Regions from separate parts of the Homo sapiens genome. Here regions 2 and 3 are each linked to region 1. Evidence: chromatin loops called from intact Hi-C (ENCODE). Cell type or tissue: dorsolateral prefrontal cortex. All regions are shown on one strand. Region 1 overlaps LOC105378691 (a long non-coding RNA gene). Region 2 holds the start of ZSWIM5 (zinc finger SWIM-type containing 5). Region 3 overlaps ZSWIM5 (zinc finger SWIM-type containing 5).

Region 1 (2,500 bases):
TATTACACTTCCTGTGGAGGGGACATCTGGCTGCCAGGCCACTGCCCATCACAGTCAGGCCTTGGTCCATACCTGTACAAAAGCAACTTTTGTTCACTATTCAAAAGCAGCTCAATTCCTAAGTGACTGCCTGGGCAAAATAAAACTCAGCCTTACAATGTCCCTGGGAAGGAGAGAAGCCTGGCTATACAATTAACTGCAGTCATTCACTGAGCATGACCCTGGTCACAGCCCCCACCCAGCACTTGTCCCTCCAGTTTATGGCTAACTCTCGTGCTCTCCCATGTCCAGAAGTCCCTTTGCAATCATATGAGAGTGGGCTAGGTCCATCCTGGACTCTGGGAAACATAGCCCTGGCTCCTCAATTAGAACCCAACTTGGTGTCAGAATAAGGGCCCATGAAGGAGCCTCCCTGGATGTCCCCAGGCTATGTCCACATTTAGCTCAAGGTGGCAGAGCCCACTCATGAAAGGACAAGCAAGCTGTCAATGCCATGTGCCCATCCCCTTCCCCAAGCCCTGATCACAGGCCCCCTTCCTCAACCCCTTCCACCCACACCTGCCTCTTGCTTCCCATTCATATCCCTGGGTTCCCAAATGAAGATTAGAGCAGCAGAAAAATGGCCAGGCTGCAGGTTCAGGGAAAATCACAGGAGCTCTGTGGTTGAACAGACATGGGTTTGAATTTCACCACTTAACACCTGTGTGACTTGGGCTGGTTACTTAATCTCTGAGTCTCAGTTTTCTCATTTCCAAAAAGGGAGTAAACTGTACTCTTAGGATTTCTATAAGGATTAGAAACAATATGTGTAAGTGTGTTATACCCAGTGGCACTCACTAAATGGTAGCGATTGCCTGGCAAAGGTGAGTCTCTTTATATTTATTTACAGTGTAAATACTGTTTCTCTCTTAATTCTTACAATCACCAGGCTGCATGCAGGGTCTGCCCACCACAGATGTTGCTGTGAGGGGCTTGGCTGGGTTGAAGCTAAGCCCTCTTGCTGGGCATAGACCTTGCTCCAGGTCAGATATGGGAGTTTTGGCTCTTCTGACTGTGGTTGGGTGACCAACTCTCCCACCTGCCTGGGATTATCCCAGCTTTAGCACTGAAAATTCCTTGTCCTTGGAACACTGAAAGTTCAGTCCTGGGAAAACTGGGATGGTTGGTCACCCTATCAAGGCAGCTGGCCAGGACAGATGGAAAGGTATCAGACCTTGTGGGAAGAAGCTGGGCTTTTCGACAACCTTTCCAACTTGCTGGATGAACACACCAGGCTGGGGACCACTCAGCCTAGACTGAGTTAAGCTGAGGCCAATGATGACATCTACAGGTCATATGAAAAAACTGCAGCCTAAGAATCACCCACTTGGCCCGTAAGTGGTTCGTTCATACATTTATTGTGGTTCATATATTCATATATGTAATGTGAATAAACATATTCATATATTTATTGTGCTCTCAACACTGGGCATAAGTCTCAGGGGTCTTGGAAGGCATCCGCAAGCAAGTGAAATTTATGCTGAGGCTTGGTGATTGAAAAAGTGTTAGCCAGGTTAAGGTGAGAGGGAAAGAAAGAGCATTCCAGGATGGAGAAAACAGCAAAGAAAAAAGCCCTGAGTGCGAAGGAACAGAAAACCTTCAAGAAACAAATTATGGCATGGAGAAGGGGACAGCGGTAACCAAAAAAAGCTGGAGAGTTTGTCTGAGCCTAATCAACCATGGAAAAAGTTTCTGTCTTTACCCTAGGAGCAATCAGAACTTATTGAAAGGTTTTAAAAAGCAGGATAGTAACATAATTAGATCTGCATTTCTCAAAGTTAACTCTGGCTACAGGGTGGAAGCTGGTTTAAAGAGTAGCAAGCCTACCACTTCAACCCAGGGGGTCAAGGCCACAACGAACTGAGATCACGCCAGGGCACTCCAGCCTGGGGTACAAAGTGAGACCCTGCCTCAAAAAAAAAAAAAAAAAAAAAAAAAGAGTAGCAAGCCTAAAGCCAGGGAGGCAATTAGAATTAGAATATCATTGCAGTGTCCAGGTGGTACAGAAGGTGGTGGGGACAAAGGGAGGAAAAGAAAGGTGACCGTTGGTAAGAAATAATGGAAAATTGGCCGGGCGCAGCGGCTCACGCCTGTAATCCCAGCACTTTGGGAGGCCGAGGTGGGCGGATCACAAGGTCAGGAGATTGAGACCATCCCGGCTAACACGGTGAAACCCCATCTCTACTACAAATACAAAAAATTAGCCAGGCGTGGTGGCAGGCGCCCGTAGTCCCAGCTACTCAGGAGGCTGAGGCAGGAGAATGGCATGAACCCAGGAGGCGGAGCTTGCAGCGAGCTGAGACCACGCCACTGCACTCCAGCCTGGGTGACAGAGCGAGATTCCGTCTCAAAAAAAAAAAAAAAAAAAAAAGGAAAATTAGCCAGGCATGGTGGTGTGTCTGTGGTCCCAGCTTCCCAGCTTCTCGGGAGGCTAAGGCAGGAGGAGCTGGAGAGGTTGAGG
Region 2 (2,500 bases), 94 kb before region 1:
ATATTTTTCCATAACAAAAAGATAAAAGCAAATAGGACTTGTTAAATGAGAAGCTTTTGAAAAACCCAGCGTGACCAGCTTTTGATTTACCCCAGTCTGACAAGGAAGAGAGACCCCACCCCCACTCCAGATTGTATGGCTTTTTTTTTTTTTTTCCTTGGGTGGGGGTGTGGAGGAGAAGCTGTCACATTTCCATCTTCGGTTATTGTTAGTCCGCAGCCTAGATTCCCAAGCATCACCGGTCCAGGGGAAAAATCCTAACGCAGACAATTAAAACTGTCTGAAACATGCAGTATTTTGTTGGGGCTTTTTTCCCAGTGTTAATTTCATCGAGACTCAATCGGCTAGGGCTATAGATTGCCTCTGACAGTCTGTCCCTCAAACGCTCCCTCTAAAACCGCTTGTTCCAGATTTACTAACAATCCTCTCCTCTCCAAACTTAAATTAGGACAACACATTTCTGAAATTATTACATCCAAAAAGTCATACCTCCCCATTCTCTTTGCCTTGGTGTGGGGAATAGAAAGAGTGAAGAAGAGAGATCTATTCACTCTTCAAACAAAAAGAAATTGGGGTAGAGGGTCAGTGGAGGAAAGAGCAGTGGTGGACCTGAGTGAAAGGTTGAAAAAAGTTTTTGTGACTTGTTCGTCCTTCGGCAGGGGTACAGGAGTTGGGCAGAAGGCCGGGGTCTCGGCCCCAGGGCTCGGGCCGAGAAGAGGCACCCGCGGAAGAGGAGGCTGAGGACCCGAGAACGCCTGGACGAGCACATACCGACTTGCAGCACGTTCTCCACGGAGCCGCTGTCCAGCAGACGGATGCCCCGGCGGAACGGGAGCCCCTCGCCACCGCAGCCGGCCGCGCCGGCCCCTGCGCCCAGCCCGGGGGATGCCCCAGCCGCGACGCCCCCGGGGGCGGAGCCGGCCGGAGCGGCGGCCCCGGGGGGTGGCTGCGGCCCCTCCTCGGCCGGCGAAGCCCCCGCGGCGCCGCCAGCAGCGCCGGCGCCGGGGCCGCCCCGGTACTGGAAGCTGGAGTACATGCAGATCTCCCGCTCATTCCGCGGGAAGGACCAGTAGACGATGCGGCGCTGCACGGGCTCCGGGATCCGCTCGAAGCGCTCCTCCACCCGTTCGTATGCCCACTTTTCCGCCACCGTCTTGGCGGCGCAGTCCAGTAAGGAATCCGGCTGCAGGTGGGGGCGGGCCCCGAGGACCAGGCAGCTGCTGCCGACGCCCCCTGCCCCTCCGCCGGCTGCCCCAGGCGAACCGCGAGGGTGATGAGCCTGCGGGCTGGGCCACGAACACTGCCGCTTAGCCGGAGAGACCGGTGACGGCGAGAGCAGCTCCTCTCGCTCACCTCCGTCCGCCATTGCTGGGGACTGACTGACTGACTGAGGCGGCGGCGGCTGCTCGGGCTGCGGCGGAGACCCTGGCCACGGCCACGCGCCCCGCGCAAGCGCCCAGCGGTGGCGCCGAGGGGGGCGGGGCGAGAGAACCCGCGAGCCAGCCGGCCCGAGTGGGGAACCGCGGCCGGGCCCGGGAGCGCGCCGCGAGGGCAGACGCGGGCGGCCTGCAGGGTAGCGTGAGGCGGCGCGCGGTGTCCTGGCCGCCGCGGACGCGAAGACAGGCGGGAGCGAGCGCGGGCCCGCGGCGCGCTCCAGGCGCAAACAGCCTAGAACGCGAGCCGAGCGCTCTCGCGGATCCGGCGACCGCGGAGGGGAGAGGAGCGCCGGACGCTCTCGCACGCCCGCCCGCCCGCCCGCGCACCTCCAACCCACCTGCCGCCGGCCAGACAGGAATGGACTGTGTGACTGAATGAAATGGCGGGGCCATAAGCCATCCAAGGAGCCGCCTCCGTGAAGTTATAGGCTCGCGGGGTACAAGGAGAAAAAAACAATCCAGCTCCAACGGTACTGATGTGACAGGAGGTTGTCACAGCAGAGCGGAAGATCTGGCAGAAAGACGCTGGGAAAGAAGACACTAGGGGAAAACATCAGAAAGTTCGGATGATGAAAACTCACCTCACGCCACAACAATGTAGGATAAAGCCGGCGGTCACCCCACCCCAGAGTGGGACAAAGTCGCACCACCCCTTGACAATGGGGCATCAAGATCTTATCGCCACGGGGGTTGCATCCTGGTGGGGTCTTTTGGAGGGTTTAGCACCTTGCATCCTAGAATACAAAACACTTTTGCGTGTTTTTTGGTAGAATTCTCTGATCCCCTACCTCCAATCTGAATTAGGTCTTTCATGTTTTCCTCACTTGGCTCAGTCTTCTACACCTTTACATAGTTGTATTTTTATATATTTGTTTAATGTCTGACTGTCAACTCCATGAGAGTGAGAATCATGTCTATTTCCTTCACTATAATTTATCCTCTGCCTGGCACATAGTGGGTGCTCAAGAATGGCAGCTTCATCACTAACTCCATAAACAACACGCAATTGTAAGTTACTGTTTCTTGCTCGATCAAGAAAGCTCAGATTATTTCAGAATTTGCTG
Region 3 (2,500 bases), 280 kb before region 1:
ATGTGCACAAACAGGCATGCACAGATGTATCTATGTACATACACACATGTACTTAGCCATAAAGATACACACACACAATTATAGATGAAACCACACACTTGCTAACACAAAGGTGACCACAGTAGATGAATATTATGAACTCAGCGGCTTCCCAGACCTTCATCTTCTCCCTGCACTTGTTTCTCAGGTGTTCAGCAGGCTCCTGAAGAGGCTGTGTGAGGCAGGAGCTTCAATGTCCTCACAGTTTTGTGAGGCAAAAGTCTAAGTCCAGTCCTGGCCTCTGTCCCTCACTCACCACTGGACTATAAATGCCCTGTCTGTAGGTGGGGGATTCTGCATAGACTAGACTTGGGTTGATCCTAACTGGCCATTTTTCTCCTTGGCACCCCCACTCTTCCACTGCTACCAGCAAACACTCTGCAAGGGAAACCTGAGAAATGGTTGTGAGTCTCCTCAGAAAATAAGCATATCCTCCTACCCACAGCTACTTCAAGTGCCCATCAAATCAGAAGCAGAATTATAAATAGTTACAAGTTTACAATAATTAGCAACACATATAGTATTTACAGTCCCACAAATGTGTCTGTTTCTCTGGTTAAGCAATCCCTGAGATGGAACAGTGTTCTGTGTTTGCCAAGGGAGACAGGGCCAATGCTCAGGACACGCAGGATATAGGGGCATGAGGTGGCATGTTGTGGGGTTTCTGGTCGATCTGCAGGGCCCAGCTCCTCCATGAACAGTAGGCTGTAGTCAGAAGCTTGCCAAGGTAGGCATTATCGACTAGAGCTGGACTTTCCCCATCCTTAGCCCTGTGGTCCTTTGGCCTCATCCACAGGTGCTCAGAGTTCTCTCAGGGTGGACAAATGTTTCAGTGCCCTTGGCCTGACCTGATACTACCTGGGAACCCAGGCTGCTCTGGCAGTGAGCTATCTGCTCTCTCAGCCAAAGCGCTCTCGCACCAGCAGCATCAACTTTTTCTTGCCTTTGTAGATCTGTTTGAGGTTGTCGATGAACTGGGCAAACTGCAGGTGGCCATCCTGGGGCAGCAGGAAGGTCTCCCGAGCCTTGCTTAGAAACTCAATGAACTCTCCATAGTGGCGAGGGCTGATGTGTGTTAGGCGTGAGTGTGTAGTGTTGATATAGGCATTGATGGTGGCATCCAGCAACTGGCGCAATGGAGCTTTGTCAGTGGACATGAGCTTTCCAGAGCTTCGGCGGCCTGGGATGCCGGCCAGGCCAGGTGCAGTCACTGTGCAGCGTCGTAAGATGTCTGAAAGCACTGTGGCACAGTGCACACTCTTCACCACCAGGGGGATGAGAGCTGCCAGCTCATTCTTGCCCAGAGAGTGGCTGAGAGCACAAGCCCAGAGCACATCATTGATGGCTGGGTGAGTATCCTGGTTGTAGGCCAGGTTAAGATGGCTCATGGCCAATGAGGCCAGCTTGAAGGCACGTAGCGGGTAGCCACGGAGCTCCATGTAGCGGGCGATGGTGAACAGCTGTGAATGGGTCATACCACCAGCAGCAGCATCAATGGCAATCTGGTAGGCTGCCTCAAAGGCAATGTGGTCTTTCTCACAGAGTGTAAGGGCTGACAGGGCACAGCTCTGTGGATCCTTCATAGCACACTGTAGAGCCAGTGTGCGAGCACAGCTAGCCAGTTCCTCCCGCTGTGGATAGTCAAGACTGAGGCGCAGGATAGTGGTGTGGGATACGGCTGTGGCAGCTACAATACTAGTAGCCTCAGTAGGGGTGAAGAGTGTGTACCAGCTCTGCAAGATGCTCACCAGGGCCCGCACACCTGTCAGGGGGAGCCTGAGCTCAGCCGTGGCCATCTGGGTCCTGATTCAGGTCTACCCAGATTACCATTTGGGGTTTGAACTTGGCCTGCAGAGATGAATTCTTCCTCCTCAGCAACCTTGAGATGATATGAGGCAAACCAGGGCAAGGGGAGCATCCCAGATGGCCAGACCCTGTTTGGGGTCTCTTCCTATCCCTTCTTTCCCCAGGTCAGAGAGTTGAAGGTTTCTGCAGGTGCTCTTAGCCCCTCACAAGGATGGGACAGTAGAGCCTGGGGTTTGCTTGCCCTGAGGCATGGGTTACAGATCTGCCAGGGGTTCTAGCTGAAGTGGGGCCTCTCAGGGTAGAGTCTTGTGCTGGGGCTTTGGGCTTTAGAAAGGGTCCTGAGCCTCTAAGTTGTCTGGAGTTTTTTACAAGCATGCACAGGGATGGGGACCAAACCACTGGGCCCACTACCTCCCAAGGGAGCACTTGAGTAGCAACTGAAAATTCATTCTCTTAGACATGTCTCTGTTGAGAGGATCAAGGGCTGCTGACATCAGGATATGGTTCAAGCAGTGAAGACAGGGCTTGGGCTGGCTGAACAGAGGCCACCTTCTCCTACCAGCAGCCCCATCCTTTCTTAGGCCATCTCCTGATGGACCTAAGATCTCATAGGAATATGAGAGCTCTAAGGATTGATTGTCCTGTCCCAAGAGTA

Evidence for each region. Peaks named below come from ENCODE experiments on the same cell type or tissue, not always from the same donor. Only the 100,000 strongest peaks of a DNase experiment are listed, where the experiment ranks them.
Region 2: it touches region 1 in a loop (6-fold over the local background); 21 of 110 quality-filtered maps call a loop at or near these places.
Region 3: it touches region 1 in a loop (7-fold over the local background); 107 of 110 quality-filtered maps call a loop at or near these places.

The regions. Positions count from the first base shown.
Region 1 is chr1:45,299,124-45,301,623 of GRCh38, forward strand. The region is part of intron 1 of LOC105378691 (a long non-coding RNA gene); the gene reads right to left. Among named protein-coding and RNA genes, the nearest start is that of LINC01144, 3.5 kb to the right of the region's middle. RefSeq lists a silencer at 1,114-1,408. In dorsolateral prefrontal cortex, CTCF peaks have their summits at 1,344 and 1,544; a DNase peak (open chromatin) is centred at 1,278.
Region 2 is chr1:45,204,985-45,207,484 of GRCh38, forward strand. It overlaps ZSWIM5 (zinc finger SWIM-type containing 5), which reads right to left and starts at 1,621. Exons shown (of 14, transcript NM_020883.2): 1 at 772-1,621. The coding sequence starts at 1,366. RefSeq lists enhancers at 199-1,099, 1,100-1,999 and silencers at 1,068-1,227, 1,428-1,847. In dorsolateral prefrontal cortex, no CTCF peak of the experiment used is centred here; DNase peaks (open chromatin) are centred at 777 and 1,487; H3K4me3 peaks cover 2,391 bases; H3K27ac peaks cover 2,489 bases.
Region 3 is chr1:45,017,516-45,020,015 of GRCh38, forward strand. ZSWIM5 (zinc finger SWIM-type containing 5) reads right to left here. Exons shown (of 14, transcript NM_020883.2): 14 at 1-1,801. The coding sequence ends at 939. Among named protein-coding and RNA genes, the nearest start is that of UROD, 6.5 kb to the left of the region's middle. In dorsolateral prefrontal cortex, CTCF peaks have their summits at 1,302 (motif pointing right) and 1,504; a DNase peak (open chromatin) is centred at 1,316; H3K27ac peaks cover 1,043 bases.